Linked DNA regions of Homo sapiens: region 1 is linked to region 2. Evidence: read pairs that join two places in POLR2A ChIA-PET (ENCODE). Cell type or tissue: GM12878. All regions are shown on one strand. Links, peaks and the distances in the headings refer to the core of each region. The heading gives the core; the rest is flanking DNA. Region 1 overlaps LINC02608 (long intergenic non-protein coding RNA 2608). Region 2 has its middle 53 kb from the start of MIR3122.

The links. ChIA-PET counts read pairs that join two places held together with the same protein. Peaks named below come from ENCODE experiments on the same cell type or tissue, not always from the same donor. Only the 100,000 strongest peaks of a DNase experiment are listed, where the experiment ranks them.
Region 1: POLR2A ChIA-PET joins it to region 2 with 11 read pairs; 5 of 35 experiments call an interaction of 5 or more read pairs at or near these places.

Annotation. Positions count from the first base shown.
Region 1 is chr1:212,236,346-212,239,261 of GRCh38, forward strand. It overlaps LINC02608 (long intergenic non-protein coding RNA 2608), which reads right to left. Exons shown (of 4, transcript NR_125984.1): 2 at 2,562-2,631. Among named protein-coding and RNA genes, the nearest start is that of LINC02608, 47 kb to the right of the region's middle. In GM12878, for the core only: no CTCF peak of the experiment used is centred there; a DNase peak (open chromatin) is centred at 1,491.
Region 2 is chr1:212,129,378-212,132,293 of GRCh38, forward strand. No RefSeq gene overlaps it. Among named protein-coding and RNA genes, the nearest start is that of MIR3122, 53 kb to the left of the region's middle. In GM12878, for the core only: no CTCF peak of the experiment used is centred there; no DNase peak of the experiment used is centred there.

The sequences.
Region 1 (2,916 bases), core at 197-2,696, 110 kb after region 2:
TCCAAGAGCTCCTTTAGGTTTGGAAAAGGCAGAGTAGATCCTCTGGCCTTCCCCAATGAGGACCTGGGTGGGTGGTGGTGGTAGTAGGGGGTCGGTAGACAAAGCCATCTTTAAGGAGGTGCCTTCTGCATCACCCTCCATTGTGAGATTCCAGGCAGGTGCCTTAAAATAGCTCTGCCACTAGCTGATCACTCAATCCCATTTACAAGGGCAAACCTTCTTCTGTCAGGGAGAAAAGGTTTAAACATACAGAGGGAGGTAACTGTTGCAGTAAGTAGCCTTAAAGCAAGCAGAGGGGCGCTAAATCATCTCTAAACTTCCAGGTCTATGATTCTAAGATCTTAATTATCCTAACTGGGAAGGAGAGAAGAAAAGAAAAAAAAAATAGGTGGCTTAGAAAGTGAGCAGAGAGTGTAAAGCTTGGAGATTTTTCTATTTGAGATTTGGCTGCATTTAGAGCCAGTTTTTAAGCATTGCCAGGTTCACCTTTGTAAAAGGCGTTTAGAAATCTGCCACTATCAGATTTAAATCAATCTGGCTAATTGGTGTGATTGGAAAGTTGCAGTGGGGCAAGTAATCAGATTGGTTCCGGAGCCTCCACCCTTTGCTGTGCCTGGGTGCTACCTCCTGCAGGGTAGCATATTCCCAATTTTTGTGGTTTTGCAGTGGCCTCCTTTCCTAAGCCCACTAAGCATTTTCCTGTTCTTTTGCAAGGTCTTCTTTTTGTGTCAGGGTGTGGTGGAGCCACACAGGACTGGCATGATATTCACCACTTGTTACTTATGGAACTTGAACATATTTAACCTCTCTGACCATCAGTTTTCTCATCTGTAAAATGAGACCACATTAACGTAGCTTATAGACTTACTATGAGAATTAAATGTATACATGTGTAGATGATCATATTAGACTTTAATTGAAAAGCTTTCCAGTAGGTGTCTTAGTCTGCTTTCTGTTGCAATAACTAAATCCCTGAGACTAGGTACTTTTTTTTTTAAAGGAATTTATTTGGCTGGGCGCAGTGGCTCACGCCTGTAATCCCAGCACTTTGGGAGGCCGAGGTAGGCGGATCACGAGGTCAGGAGATCAAGACCATCCTGGCTAACATGGTGAAACCCCATCTCTACTAAAAATACAAAAAATTAGCCGGGTGTGGTGGCAGGAGCTTGTAGTCCCAGCTACTTGGGAGGCTGAGGCAGAAAAAAGGAATTTATTTCTTACAGTTCTGGAGGCTGAGAAGTCCAGGGACAAAGGATTCCATCTAGTCGGGGCCTTCCTCTTATGGGGACCCTCTGCAGAGTCCCAAGGCAGCTTGGGACATCACATGGTGAGGGGGCTCATGAGAGAGAACCAACCTGGCTTTTTATAACAGACACACTCTTGTGATAACTAACCCACTCACACAATGATAACCTATTATCCATTAACCCAGGAATGGACTAGTCAATCCAATCATGAGGGCAGAGCCCTCATGACTCAGTCACCTCTGAAAGGCCCCACCTCCTGATACTGTTTCACTGGAGAGTGAGTTTCAACATGAGTTTCAAAGGGGACAGTTTCAAATTATAACAGTAGAATTATGTGCATGTCCAGGTGTGCCATTTAGTAGCTGTGAGACCTTAAACAAATTACTGTGCCTCAGTTTTTTTATCTGTAAAATAGAGATAATAATACTACCTACTTCAATGGTTTTTGGTAATGATTAAATGAGTTAATATGTGTAAAATGCTTGGCATAGTAATTGGCAGATGGTGTGTACTATGTTTTAGCTTTTAATATTATTATTATGCATATTATTATGCAACACACCCAGTCTAATACCTGGCACAGAGGAATGTTAAAAAAAAAAAAAAAAGTTTGAATCCCTGTGCTCTGACACCTTTAGCTCCAAACTTGCTGCTGCTACTCAGGATCTCCTTCCTCTCTAGTTGTCCTGTTTAGCTGAGCCTCTCTCCAGCTTATGTGAAACCGTGTCTTGGTAGCTGCTGGGCAATTAGGCATTCAAGGCCCATGTTTGGTGGCCTAGGTAGGCCAGCAGGCAAGTTCAGGAGGGACTGAATCGGTGAGAAGGACCAACAACTTTCACTGACCTCATGACTTCATTCCCTTTATTTGGGGTTCTAGCCTCAGGACACACCAGAGAGGGAAGCCACGGCGTGTCCTTCAGGCCTTCTCAGGAAGCAGGCTTTCCTGAAGGAAGCAGTCCCTAAAACAGACTTGCACCTCTACATTTTGTCAGCCCTGGCACATGCTGTAGGAGGTTCTGGGTTAGCTTCGATGGGGATGTTTTTTCAAGCCTGCAAACTGCAATAGGTGACAACTTCCAGTCCCAAGAGTTTGGCTGGCTCTGCGTTGAACACAAAGCTTCCACTTGCTGCTGAGGGCTGCTGTGCTCTGCCTGCCTTCCAGGGAGAGTTACTTCTGGAAGGCTGTCATGGAGGGAGGAGAGCTAGGCTGCCGGGCCAGCTGCCCACTACACTGGTTCAAACTGGCTGTGCTGGCTCAACAAGGAAAAGACAATCTCACTAATCAGCAGAATCAATCACAGATTAGGAGCTTACCCTGCGAAGGCACAGTGGAGGGTAAAATGGAACAGAAAACAAAGCCCATGTCCTCAAGGAGTTCGCCAAGCTGGTGGAGGAGACGAAAACACTTAAAGAGTAAACTAATAATAACAGGGTATCCGAAGTCACCAGTTTGTCCTTGCAGGTATCAGTGACCTATAGCACTCCTTAAACTCCTGTGGTTCTAGGTAAAACAAACCTTCCCAGCAGAGGCATAATACTACCTATTCTATACCAGGCATTCTTCTAAAGGCTTTTTAATATATTATTTTGTTTAGTTTTCACAGTGACCTTTTGTAGTAGGTGTTAATCTCCTCATTTTCAGATGAGGAAACTCAGGGTCAGACAGGCA
Region 2 (2,916 bases), core at 164-2,663:
TGTCTCTACAAAAAGAAATATTTTTAATTAGCCAGGCATGGTGGCACACACCTGTAGTCCCAGCTTCTCAGAAGGCTGAGGTGGTAGGATCACTTGAGCCCCAGTTTGAGGCTGCAGTGAGCTATGATTGTGCCACTGTACTCTAGCCTGGGTGACAGTAAGACCTCATCTCGTTAAAAAAAAAGTTTAAATCTGCAACATATTACAAACATCTCCCATATCTGCAAAATTATTTTACTAAGTGCATACTATGGATTTGTCATAACTTATTTACTTAGTCCTCCATTGTTGGTTATTTAGGTAGTTTCTAATATTTTTACCTTTATAAATAGCACTGCAATAAACGTCCTCATTTGGTTCTTTTTACATATGATTTGACAGGATGAATAATGCTAACATTAATTACTACTATCCAGTCAGTAATAAATTACTATAGGGAAACTGGGGATGTTTGGAATGTACACTTAATCTTTTGAGGTCAATAACATGGAGTGCAACTACTAAGCAACCACACCAGAACATTGTCCAGGACGGAATCTGAGGCAAAAAAGAAAACTACTTGCTCTGTCTAGGGTGATATATCTGCCTTTTCCTGTTCTTTGGAGCTCTCAATGTGAGAGGCATCACCACGGACTGGCAAGGGCTTCCGGCCAAGGCTCTGCTCACTCTGGAAGTCACAGGCCTTTTGCCTTATTCCCAGGCTATACTTTGGCGGAAAACCAGTCCTGATGGAGTCCATTTCCAAGGCCCGGAACCAGCCCTGGAACTGATCGGTCAGGCCTGGAGCTGGATGGCCACAGAACAAAGCAGGTCAGCAGAAGTCAGTGCCAGAAAGGTGGCAAGAGAAGGCTGACCGAGCAGACAGGGTGGGTAGAGTCATGGGTGTAAGAGACAATGGGTTGGGAGAGTTGGCACAAACAGCTCAAGAGTTCCTCTTCATCTCTCCAAATAACTTAATATTAGAGTGCCCAGGGCTCAGTGCTTGGCTTTATCTTTTCTATCTTTTTTCTCTACACTCACTTTCTTATTGAGCTCATCAAGACTCAGCCTCAAATACCAGCCGTACACAGACAATTCCCGATTTTATGTTTCTAGCCTGGCCTTCAGCCTGAATGCCTGGCCTGTATATCCAACTGCAAAGCTGACATCTCCACTGGGATGTTTAACACGCATCTCAAATTTAACATGTTTAAAACTGAGTTCCTAATTTTACCCACCCTTACAACCCCAAATGTGATCTAACCTCAGGTAATAGCCATGCCTCTCTCCCAGTTTCAGGCCAAAAGCTTGAAGTCATCCTTAGTGTCTTTCTTCTTCTTACAACCAATATCCAACTCATAACCAAATCCTATTGGCTTTATTTATTTATTTATTTATTTATTTATTTTTTCAGACAGAGTCTCGCTCTGTCACCCAGGCTGGAGTGCAGTGATGCCATCTTGGCTCACTGCAACCTCCGCCTCCTGGGTTCAAGCAATTCTCCCACCTCAGACTCCCAAGTTGCTGGGACTACAGGTGTGCACCACCACACCTGGCTAATTTTTGTATTTTTTGTAGAGACGAGGTTTCACCATGTTGACCAGGCTGGTCTCAAACTCCTGACCCTAAGTGATCCACAGGCCTTGGCCTCCCAAAGTGCTAGGATTACAGGCATGAGCCACTGCGCCCAGCCCTACTGGCTTTATTTTCACAATATATTCAGACTCTGCTTCCACTTATGGAGAAATAACTGAAACAGGAGTTACTTTCTCCTGCTAAACAACTGAGAAGCTGGATCAAACACACAAAACAGCTATTTCCAGACATAGACAAAAGGCAGTACAGGACTGACCACTCAGGGAAGGGAAAAAATGAGGTGAACCCACAGTTGTGAAAACAATTTCCAGATTTCAATACAGGAAAGGAGAACTCAGAAAGAGCCTCATGGTCTTCCTGAGTTGAGGAGTCAGAGACTGGAGTATGGGGAAGCCAAATCAGCTAGAATTTGCTAGATAAAATACCAGTGAGGAGTGAGCTACACAGAGAAAGAGCTCCGTATAAAACATTGAGTCTCTAGCTGAATACCAGTAATGCATGCATAGGGTGACACTCCACAAGGCCAGGCCAAAGAACAACTGCTGGGGAAAGAACAATGACTGAGGAGATGGAAGCCAAACATCCTTAGAGCTCATGTAGGGCTGGGATCATTCAAGTTCTGACCAGTCAGAGTAGAGAGACCTTGTGACAGATTGTATTTCCCAAAGATGGACCAATAGTTCCAATCTTGCAACCTTGCTAGTCCCACATCAAGAGGTGGAGTCTAATTCCATCCTCCTTTAATCTGGGAAAATTTATGATTGTTTCTACCAATTGAATATGGTAATGAAGCTGTGTTGACTTTGAGCCTAGGTTGGAAAGGAAGTGTAGCTTCCAGACACCAATGTCATCTACCACCTCTCCCGCAGCTCGCACTTGTGACCACCTGGGTGGTCCCTTAGGATCAGCTGATAGAGGAGGAAAAAGCACCAGCCTTGGTTCACAGATGGGTCCAGCCACAAATGGCGCTGCCTCTCAGCCCATTTCAGGGCAGCTCTGAAAGACAGTGGTAAGGGGAAATCTTCCCTGTAGACATTGCTCCTATGCATCTGTCATTCATTGATGAGGAAAGAGAAGTTGCATGAGGTAAAAAGTACAAAGATTCATAGGTTGTGGTGAATGGCTTGATTGTATTAGTCAGGGTCCTGGAAGGTGAAAGATTGGATTAGGGACAAGGAGGTCTGAGAGGTGTGTGTGTGTGTGAAGACACAGTTACAAAGTGTGAAGATCTTTGTACCACAAGTTAATTCCCACAAGAAAGCATCAGCCAAGCAGGCAGAGTGACTCAGCCAGCTGATGTCAGATAGCCTCTGTCATGGGCCCCATTAGTGCCACTCTCGA